2 separate regions of the Mus musculus genome follow, and region 1 is linked to region 2. A link is a loop called in an ENCODE intact Hi-C map of the cell type or tissue named here. Cell type or tissue: heart. All regions are shown on one strand. Each heading gives the region's core, and the rest is flanking DNA. Links, peaks and the distances in the headings are about the cores only. Region 1 has its middle 93 kb from the start of Hapln1. Region 2 overlaps Hapln1 (hyaluronan and proteoglycan link protein 1).

Region 1 (5,384 bases), core at 299-5,298, 85 kb before region 2:
CAACTACTAGGACTCCCGGTGTGTGCTTATTTGTTATGACAACCTTAGAAAAATAATGAAGCTTAATATAAAAAATAAATGATTTTTCTAATCAACAGGCTGTTTGTTTTGTGATTTACTTCTTTTAGGGGGGTAAACATTGTAATCAACCAATCTAATTTCATATGCAACCCCTTCATCTTAAAGGATTTGTCTAAGTTACAGATAGTTCTCATGTGTTTAACTTGGTAATTTTGGAATATCACATGGTCTAAATTGATTTGGTGGATCCATCAGCTAGCCAGAGGAAGTGCAAGATTCTCATATAGACAGCAAATCGTTTCCTACTTCTAGCTGTAGAGGCAAAGGGCCCAGCATATGCCCCTTTTCCATGACATTTTGACAAGGAGAAAGGTGCAAAATCTGTGATGATCAATCCCGATTCTTCACTGGGTGGGATTTAGACTGACCATGGAAACAAGTTGTCTTAGTCAGGGTTTCTATTCCTGCACAAACATCCTGATCAAGAAGCAAGTTGGGGAGGAAAGGGTTTATTCAGCTTACACTTCCATACTGCTGTTCATCACCAAGGAAGTCAGGACTGCAACTCAAACAGGTCAGGAACCAGGAGCTGATGCAGAGGCCATGGAGGGATGTTCTTTACTGGCTTACTTCCCCTGGCTTGCTCAGCCTGCTCTTTTATAGAGCCTAAGACTCCCAGCCCAGAGATTGTCCCACCCACAAGGGGCTTTTCCCTCTTGATCACTAATTGAGAAAATGCCCCACAGCTGGATCTTATGGAGGCATTTCATCAACTGAAGCTCCTTTCTTTGTGATAACTCCAGCTGTGTCAAGTTGACACACAAAACCAGCCAGTACACAAGTGTTAGGAAAGTCTGTGCCTGCATTTGTAGATTAGTTAATTGGAATGGAAAGATCCACCCTAAATGTCTGTGTTACCAATTCTTGAGCTAGTAGCCCAGACTTAATTATAAGGAAAAAGCAAACTAAGGACACCTATTCATTACTCTTTGTTTCTTGACGGTGGACACAGTGTGACCAGCTGTCTCCTGCCACCATGATGCATGGTATCATTAGGACTGTAAGTCCCAATAAATCTCTCTGTCTTTAAGTTGCTTTTGTGAAACATTTTGTCACAGCAATGAGTAATTAAAACAGCCTTTCCCAAGGACTGTGTCTTTTCTCTCTACCTCTAAAGACATGGGAAAAATTAGACCTAGTTTCCTAAACCCTATCTCATAAATCCTTCCTGTACATTATCTACACACACCAATTCCCCTAATTTCTTAACTTACAACACTGGAACACAGCAGTGTTTGCCATCATTTTCAGTTTTCATCTGATGCAAAGAGCCCAGAATATGTGCTGCAGAGTAAGATAGCAAGGAAGCAGGAAAGTGCTGGGAAACAAACAAACAGGAAACAAAAAGGATCATTAGTTAATTAATAAAAAGCAGCATATGGATTCTAGTGATATGGGAAAAAAATGCCCCTGATGCCAAAGAAACATGAACTCAGTTGTCAACCATGTGATTTTTCTACCTGTAAAACTATGCAAATTGTCTTTAGTCTCCAGAGACTTTGCATATTCACTTACAAAAATAGATGAAGCAGTAGACTTACCCAGAGTTGTTTTGAGGACTAAATATAATGAGATAATTTATTCAAAGTCAGAGGGCTTAAACACTAAAAGGACAGCAACTAGTCAGGCTGAGGCCATGGAGATGCTCTAACACCGAGTTGATGTCGAAGCCTGGCTGCTTTTCTATGAAACCAGCATCCTGAAAGGCCTAGTTTTTGGCCTCAAGATTCTATCCGAATGTGGTTTCCCACTGCTGTGTGTCAAGATGCTATTCTGAGGATGTCTGTGACTTCATTTTATTTCTTTTTTGAAGGAAAGACTAGATCAGTGATAAGTGCCAGCTTTTCATTTCTTATTTTTAGATATTATTTCTGAGCCTCGGTGTACTTTGGCAGACAGAAAAGTATGTATATATTATAAATAATATGAATATGTATTATTTTAATATTCTTGGTTCCTGGGTTGCCAACCAATCTCTGCTGGAGAATAAGGTGTGCTCTCGTATAGTTTTAGAGGATGAACCTAAGTAAAGCTCCTTTGACATTGCCAGATTTTCTTCTCTTGAATAAGGACTTGTCATTCACATTCTCCACCACTAGATGTCACAAGTGGGGAAGTGTTCTGCTGCTGTCTCGAAGGTTTGTCTTGCAGTGATTGGAGTAAGCAGTGCTGTCATAGTGGCTGCAGGTCACAAGCATCTGCAGTACATTCTGGTAGCCAGGGTTCAGGAAAGCTTCATAACTTTCCTACCCATATTTATAATTACGACTATTAGATAAAAAATTGTTTGTAAATACTTCATTTTGAATGTTAGTACTGTAATACCAAGGTGAGATAAACCAGTGTAATTGATCAAAAATGTGAAAACTTTACAGATTATCTGTACTATTTTGACCGGTAGATTACACACTGACTCCTTCCTTAGCAGTGAGAACCTCTGGCAATGTTTTTAAGGATTGCTTAAAAATACACAGCCACAACAAATAAAGTCCTTAGGAAACTAATGACAAACACATAATAGTACCTGTTGTCTTCCCTGGGATCAGTGGAGCCCAAGAAACCTAATCTACTGTGAAACCATGACAAAAAAGACATGGGGTAAGTTTGGTCACTAAAGTTATTTATCGTGATGAATATTTTTTATTAGACGTTTTCTTCATTTACATTTCAAATGCTATCCCCAAAGCCCCCTATCCCCTCCCCCAACCCTGCTCCCCAACCCACCCACTCTCGATTCCTGGCCCTGGCATTCCCCTGTACTGGGGCATATGATCTTCGCAATACCAAGGGCCTCTTCTCCCATTGATGGCCAACTAGGCCATCATCTGCTACATATGCAACCAGAGACACAGCTCTGGTGGGTACTGGTTAGTTCATATCGTTGTTCCGAATTTTTTCTTTAATGTTTAAATATTTATTAATTTTGAAAGAATTTTAGCTTCCTCTTGATGTTTGATTTTTGGCAAAAAGAAGACATAGGGTTTTCTTTAAAATGCCACTGTCTCTGAATTCTTTTTTTTTCTTTCTTTCTTTCTTTCTTCTTCTTCTTCTTCTTCTTCTTCTTCTTCTTCTTCTTCTTCTTCTTCTTCTTGTTTTTTTTTTTTCCTTTTGGTTTTTTCAAGACAGGGTTTCTCTACGTCTGGTATCCCCAAATGCTGACCATCAGAATCCTAGTCAGGATTTTGTCCTCTGCATACCTGATCCCCAGCTAGTCACCCTGTAGGAGGCAACAGAGAAAGCAAAGGGGAAAACCTCAAATCAGTCAAATAAATAAGCCAAATATGCCAAAGCTGAAAGTAAACAAAATAAAGTCTGAAAAACACATGACATCTAAACTCTCCCTAGGTATACCCTTTCCAGAAAGTAACAGTTTTTGCCAGAGGATTGTTGATCCATATTAAATTTCAACATTAGAGATTGTTTTATCCATTTTTTTATATTTTATATATTCATTGACTGAATAGCTACAGAAATTAAAACAGAAATAAAAACCACTTTCCTAAGACAAATGACCCCTACTAAACAAACCCAAAGTTTTCACTCCTTTCCACAGTTCCTTTGGCTTTATTCATTAACAAAAAAGTGTATGTAAAATTATTAGAAAAGGCTGGTTGAGTACTTTATAGAATTACTAATTCTAGAACAAAATGTGAGCATGTGTGTTCTTAAGTAGAGTGTTTGCTGTTCTTTCTACATACAAAAGTTGGAAAAGTTAAGATTTTGGGTGAATGAAAGAAAATGGATCTTCTCTTTAACATGGTGTGGTGGTTTGTATATGCTTGCTCCAGGGAGTGGCACTATTAGAAAATGTGGCCTTGTTGGAGTAAGAGTGTACTTGTGGCAGAAAGTGTGTCATTGTCAGTGTGGCCTTTGAGACCCACCTCCTAGCTCCCTGGAAGCCACTCTACTCCTGTGTGGAGTCATGCTTTCTGCCACAATCAAAATCAACTGAACCTCTGAATGTGCAAGCTAGCCCTAATTAAATGTTGTCCTTTATAAGAGTTGCCTTGGTCATGGTGTCTCTTCATAGCAATGAAAACTCTAGCTAAGACAGAAGTTGGTACCAGGGACTGGGGTATTGTTGTGGTAAGCCTGACAATGCTTTTTTTTGGAAGAATGTGGATTTTGGGACTTTGGATTTGGAAAGAAGAGGGATGCTTTTAATTGTGGCTCGCTTATAGGTTTAGTGTTTCAGTCTATATCATCATGGCTAGAAGCATGGCAGCATCCAGGCAGGCATGGTGCTGGAGGAGCTGAGAGTTCTACATTTTGTTCCAAAGGCAAACAGGAGAAGACTGGCTTGCAGGTAGTTAGGAGAAGGGTCTCAAAGCCCACAACCACAGTGACACACTTTCTGCTACAGGCCATGCCTACTCCAACAAGGCCACACTTCCTAATAGCACCACTTCCTGGACCAAACATATTCAAAACACCATAAATGTTAATGGGTAAAAAGTAGGCAGAACTGAGATCTGCAGGGCAGGCAGAGTCAGCAGCCACAGTACACTCCAAAATAAAGGATAATTCATGGTAATCACATATGTGGTGCCTACAGATAAGAAAAAAGTAGTGTACAGTAGCATAATCTTTGACTAGAGAGTTCTACCAGAAACATAGATGGTATGAGGATGAAAGGCAGTGATGTGGAATCTTAGGGTACCTCGGGTAGTCTATGTGTATGGGTAAGTGTCCAGAACAACAGACCGGTTTCCACAAGGCAAAGAGATGTGTGTTTGGCATAAATCTTAAGAAGCTTCAACCAGACTTCAGGGTAAGGGCTCTCCAAATATTCTTTCAATCTTTATGTTTCTAACCTGCCCTATCATATGTGCTACATACAGCCTACAATAGCCCTAAATGGAGCACTAATGCCAGAGAGTTGTTTGGGGGGAGGGGCACAGAGAATGAAGAGCAATAAACAGTGTAGAAGGTGAAGGTCATTTTGATGATGTCACAAATGCCAATAAGAATTGTGTAATTATCAGTGGAAGGAAATGTTATTCTTATAAAGTAAAAGGGATCTTGCTTGAACAGTATTTATGCCTAAATGCTTCATGAATATTTAAACTTCTGAGTGGTAACATAAGATGTTGGACAGAATAAATACTTAAGTGTTGAAACATGACCTTTCTCATTTGCTTAATTATGAATTGTAAAATATGAAAAAGAAAGAAATACATTGAAGATACAGTTTATAATCAGTTACAAGATAAGCAGAACTTAAAGGTTTGGGCTTTCAGCTGTGCTTTGTTATAAAGAACAGAAAAGTATGCTCACGAAAGGGCACCAAGGGTGTGACCAAA
Region 2 (5,384 bases), core at 109-5,108:
CGCACACACACACACACACGCACACACACACACACATGCACACACACATGCACACACACACACGCACACACGCACACACAGGGGAGGGGGAGAGAGCAGAACATTCAGTTAAACTTGAATCTCGGATGCACAAGATATTTTTGTTCCATACAATTTTCAGACATGCTTACATTAAAATTGTTCAATTATTCATGGTCGTATATCTGGTAATTCATTGGGTGAAGAATTAGAAAGAAATATAATTTGTTGAGAAGACAAGAGAAATTAAGCATATGGACTCTAAATTTGACTTAAAACAGAAGTCTTGAGAATCCAGGAACTAGTGAATGGGCTGCTGAGTGTCCTTGACCTACACTCCGTCCTGTGGGCAATTTATACATACGTCAAAGTAAACACTGTGGGTATGGTAAATCAAATACTCTGGTGAATTACCATCTGTGCCACACATGGATTGCTGATTTTTAAACAACAGAATGCAACAACGTATATTTAAAGTTGGATGAAATTGAATAAATAGCTACGATGCAGGCATTTTGAGGTCTTATTCAGAGTTATCATTATGACAATCTGTCATTAGAGCATCAAGGCTTGGAAATGCCACTTTAATTTCATTTAATTCAGCAAAAATGTCTGGCATCTTGTCTGTGCAGAGGGTTGATGGGGACTGCGAGATGCAGGGAATGATGGAACGATGCTGTTACTGGTGTATTTTTATAAAAACAGGGCTAGCTATGGTTTGGTGGGAGGGGGTACCTCAGCCGGTCTATGCTGAGGTATCCCTCTACCTGAGGTACAAGCTATACTAGCATAGTATATAGTGTATAGTACTCTAGTATAGAATAGAGGTTATTTGGGGACACGGAAAATGGGAAGGGGAGTTAAGGCAGTAGAGGCAGAAAAAGAGAGGGGACAGAGAAGGACAGTGTGTGTGTGTGTGTGTGTGTGTGTGAGAGAGAGAGAGAGAGAGAGAGAGAGAGAGAGAGAGAGAGAGAGAGAGAGAGAGATGGAGGGATGGGGAGGGAAAGAATGGCCAGGAAAATGTGGAGGGCTGGGGGGCGGGGGGAGAGGAGAGAGAAAGGGGAATGGAGGGCAGGGGAGAGAAGGGACAGAGAGTCAGAAAGAGTCAGAGAGGCCAAACAGTCCCTTTTATAGCAAGCCAGGCCTACCTGGCTGTTGCTAGGTAACTGTTGGGGGGAGCATAGAAGGAATGTCAACAATTCCTCAACTGGAGGAACATTTACAGTGGATAAGAGAGAAGCCAAAGCTAAAAGGATACATGCAGCCCAGGTCGTGGATGAGCAGCAGGAGGCTTTCCTCACATTTGTGAGGCCGTGGGTTCAAACCTCAGAATCCAAACAAGCATGACACAGTCTACATGGCAGAAGTCTCTCTACCAGTCGTTCCCCCCCCCCCCCCCCGGGATTTAGCTTTCCCTTGCATCCTGAACGTGCTCTCCATCTTTCCTCTAAATGACTTAAAAAAAATTAGCAGTTTAATGCTAAAGGTTCAAAATCTCCATTTCCAGCCTGACTTCTGCCAGTGACATACATATTGATTCAGTTTGCCTGTCCCCAGAGGCATTTCCTAAATTCCACTCACTATTTTCACCAAGAATTTTTTATTGTCTCCTCCTATGGTCATTTTTTCTTGAATGCTCTCATCCTCCTAGAATTCTCTCCCTAACCCTGTCAGTGCTCCCTCTAGTGAACCCGCCACTGCACCCCTACTGCACTCCCCACTGTACCCTCTACTGTACCTTGTAGTGCTCCCTCTACTGTATCCTCTCCTGCATCTTCTACTGCATCCTCTTCTGTACCCTCTCCTGCACCCTCTACTGTATCCTCTCCTGCATGTTCTACTGCATCCTCTTCTGTACCCTCTCCTACACCCTCTCCTGCACCTTTTAGGGCAAAGAACTCTGAACTGATTCCTTACTTTCAGTACTGTTTTTTATTTGTTTGCTATCTTCCTTGTTCTTTTATTGTTTTTGTTTTTGATGGTAGTGTTAGATCTTATCCAGGGCCTCCCAACTGCCAGGAAAGTGCTCTGACACCAACCTTCTATTCCCATCCCCAGCCCCACTCCCTGTTGTGTTTGTTGTTGTTGTTTTTTGATTTAGAGATTTGTTGAAATTATTTAGATATTTATTGAAAGTTAAGCTCATTTATTTTTAAAATTCATTCAAAAATGGAATTGACTGCTATAATAATTATTTGAATCTGAGGAGAATTTATGAATTTGGCAGTGATGGAAAAGAAGATCAAGAGAGGACTGGATACTGAAGGTTGGGCATTGTCCCTGTTGAGCCCTCCAGTGGGTGCTACTCAGAGTCAGGTATTGTATGGCCCAGATAGGTGGGTAAGAAAGGTCAGTGAGTTTGCTCCTCTAGGTTCTAAAGAGTGCTGGCTCAGAACAGCGTCTTAGAGGAACGCCAAACTACTGTGACATGCTCTAACAAGTATTAAAAAAAAAAAATCTGTAACCTCTAGTGCAGAAGCTCTGATGCCATCTTCTGGCTGCTGCAGGCACTGCAGAAATATGCAGACCTGCATGCAGGCAAAAATCATACACATAAACTTTTCAAAATGAATTTAAATTAATTCAAGATACATAATAAAATATATATCTTATGTTAATCAAGCCTAATTTTGTAAAGGCAAGGCAGAGTTTTACTGTGATATTTATTTATTTATTTAGAAAATGTATTTTCACATTCAAATATATCAGTGTGACACATTTTCTAAATCAATTGTACCTAATACTAAAACTTGGCAGATCTGATCATTTTTGGCTGTGAACCAAATTTTCAACATGATGGCTGCTTTGCATTCTATCTCTTATGTTCCAGCTTCCTGACTCTGTGGAGTTTATTATATACTAAACCTTGAATCTACTATATTTACTACCATCTCTACTCACTACAGCTGGACCTACAGCACACAAATATCTGAGTACTCCCTCTGTCACTGGGTCACAATCAAAGCTCTGCTTTGAAGGGTAAAGAACTGAAAGGGTAATGACAAAGTGAGCAGGGATTCCCAGCACCAAGGGTTTTGGATGCCTTGGGGGTAGAAGTGGAGACATCTCTGCCTCAACTTGCTGGAAGAGCTGATCTGGCTCAACTCAAGGCATCCAGTGGTCACCAGGAGGCAGAGTTCTTTGAGGTCTTACAAACAGGCCTTGAGGGAACTCTCACAAGGAACAGTGACAACTCAGAGATTGAAGACTCTGAAATTATCCCCTTCAGGGCAAGCAAGAGATGCCTCCAGATGCTTTAAATTCTTTCACTTAAAGCAAAACATTTACTTTAAGAGATAAAGGGCTTGAACTGTAGATGCATGAGTAGAACTCATTCATTCTTAGATGTGGCGAAGAAGTCAGTCAACTAGATAAACAACTGATACCCGGGGAGTGGGAGTGCGGAGAGCATTGATCTCAGTTTCGGGTAGTTTACAAGGGGCTGCAAAGTTTGGATAAGTGCAATGAAGGAGACATAGAGACAGGGGAAGGCAAGTCCCACTTCTTTGGTAGGTTGCAGTTGTGATTCATGATATATGTCACCTGCCTTCTCCACTTATTTGAGAATGCCTTGCACTAATTACTGTGTAGCACCTAGCATGAGACATGCCTGGTGCAAACCATAAGCACTAAATCTTCCTTGCTCAGTTTGATTTTAGTTGTAAACTAGAAGGCAGCCCGGGTGCGCAGATGCAAGTTTGCTTTTTTTCTGTTAGTCTGAACAACATACTGTCAGAAACCCAGGCCTGCTGGGGTGCAGGGTATCATGACTATTTTCTGAGATGTAACTGTGCCCACACTACCAAGTGCCACAGTCCTCATCACCTCTGCTAATTAAAATGGAAACAACTTTTAAAGATACAGCTTCAAAATTGACTCTATCAGAAGTAGGTGTCTAGATCTTTTGGGCTTGTTTCTATTATTCAAAATATACTTCAGGATTCTGTAATGCTTTAGGCCCAGTACCATCAATTTCAACATTCTAATTATTTTTATGATGGATTTTCCTCATGTAAAGTATGAGACAGAGTTATGGTATATGATGCTGCTACAATGCCTGATATAGCTAGTACTCAGTAAAGTTTTCTGAATGAAAAGATGGATGCTTGAAAGAGGTGACCCTCAAAACAAGAACAAGAAAGAGTCATGTATGTAATATGAAGACTGAGTCTTCATATACATGTATACTTCATATACACATATATATATAAGACTGTAGAAATGATTCAATTTAATTGGAGTTTCCAGGAACTTTAGAACTAGCAGGTAGAAGGGAATATTTTGTTATCCTGATGGAACAGAGTCCAGTCTTTTTCTAATTTATTTTTATTTTATGGCCGTTTGTTTTGTTTTACAAAGAGCCTCTTAGTGTAGCAATGTGCTTGCCTAGCATGAGTAAGAGCCAGAGTTTAATTTTCAGTGTCATAGAGAGACAAAAGCAAGCAAGCATGCAAACAAGCAAGCAAGCAAACGAACAGATCTTAAAAGAGGTGCGGTATCATTTGGCATTAAAAGCAAACAAACAAACAAACAAAACACCTAAAACCAAACCAAAATAAGCCAAAACAAAACCAAAAAACCAAAAGCTTGGCTTTCTTTGGGAACCATTGCTAGGAATCTTAATTCCAAAATTCACCTTCTCGATCCCCTCGAGTGCGTCAAGACATCATCCAGAATTTTGAACACACAAGCCAGCTCCAGCCCCATCACACCACTTCAGAGAGTTGCTCCAAATTCCCTCATAGGATTGTGTCTGCCCAGCACCCTGAAGTCACCAGTAGACTTCAGAACTGTAACTGCTTTGTAATTCCTGAGGGAACGTCTACTACACTCAGGGTAGCAGACTTTCAGACCGTCTCTTCCCAGCACTCACAGAGTAAAGAGAAGATTTATTCTCTATCGAATGGTGGCCATGTAAAGTATTGATATTATTTTTGTCTTATGGAAAATGACCCATTGCTGGCAAGACTAAGGAAAGACATCTCGATTTACATGAGCGAGGGCCCTGGTTCTCCATTCATCGCTGTTAAACTTAGACTACAATTTGGTGACATTCATGAAAGAGGACTTAGTGAGTGGGTAGTTTTTGTCACTGTGTGGGTCCCAGGGCCAAACAAGGAAAAACAGGAAACCCAAACCCGGAACTCCTGAACAGGAGGGTTCTTATTTCGTGAAGGCAGGCCTGACTAACTTGTCTAGTGCATCTTCGCTGCTCAGCACGGGACACATTCATCAGATTATTTTTTTTTCTAATGAGGCACTATACTTTTCAATTGGAATTTACAACTCATCTTTATTAATTTCCATCTACCATTAGGTTGTATATCTTGCACAGAACCTATGTGAGTAATAATTCATAATAATTC

Evidence for each region. Peaks named below come from ENCODE experiments on the same cell type or tissue, not always from the same donor. Only the 100,000 strongest peaks of a DNase experiment are listed, where the experiment ranks them.
Region 1: it touches region 2 in a loop (15-fold over the local background); 18 of 42 quality-filtered maps call a loop at or near these places.

Annotation. Positions count from the first base shown.
Region 1 is chr13:89,631,162-89,636,545 of GRCm38, reverse strand. No RefSeq gene overlaps it. Among named protein-coding and RNA genes, the nearest start is that of Hapln1, 93 kb to the right of the region's middle. In heart, for the core only: a CTCF peak has its summit at 2,173 (motif pointing right); no DNase peak of the experiment used is centred there.
Region 2 is chr13:89,545,523-89,550,906 of GRCm38, reverse strand. The region is part of intron 1 of Hapln1 (hyaluronan and proteoglycan link protein 1); the gene reads right to left. Among named protein-coding and RNA genes, the nearest start is that of Hapln1, 7.6 kb to the right of the region's middle. In heart, for the core only: a CTCF peak has its summit at 2,533 (motif pointing left); no DNase peak of the experiment used is centred there; H3K27ac peaks cover 271 bases.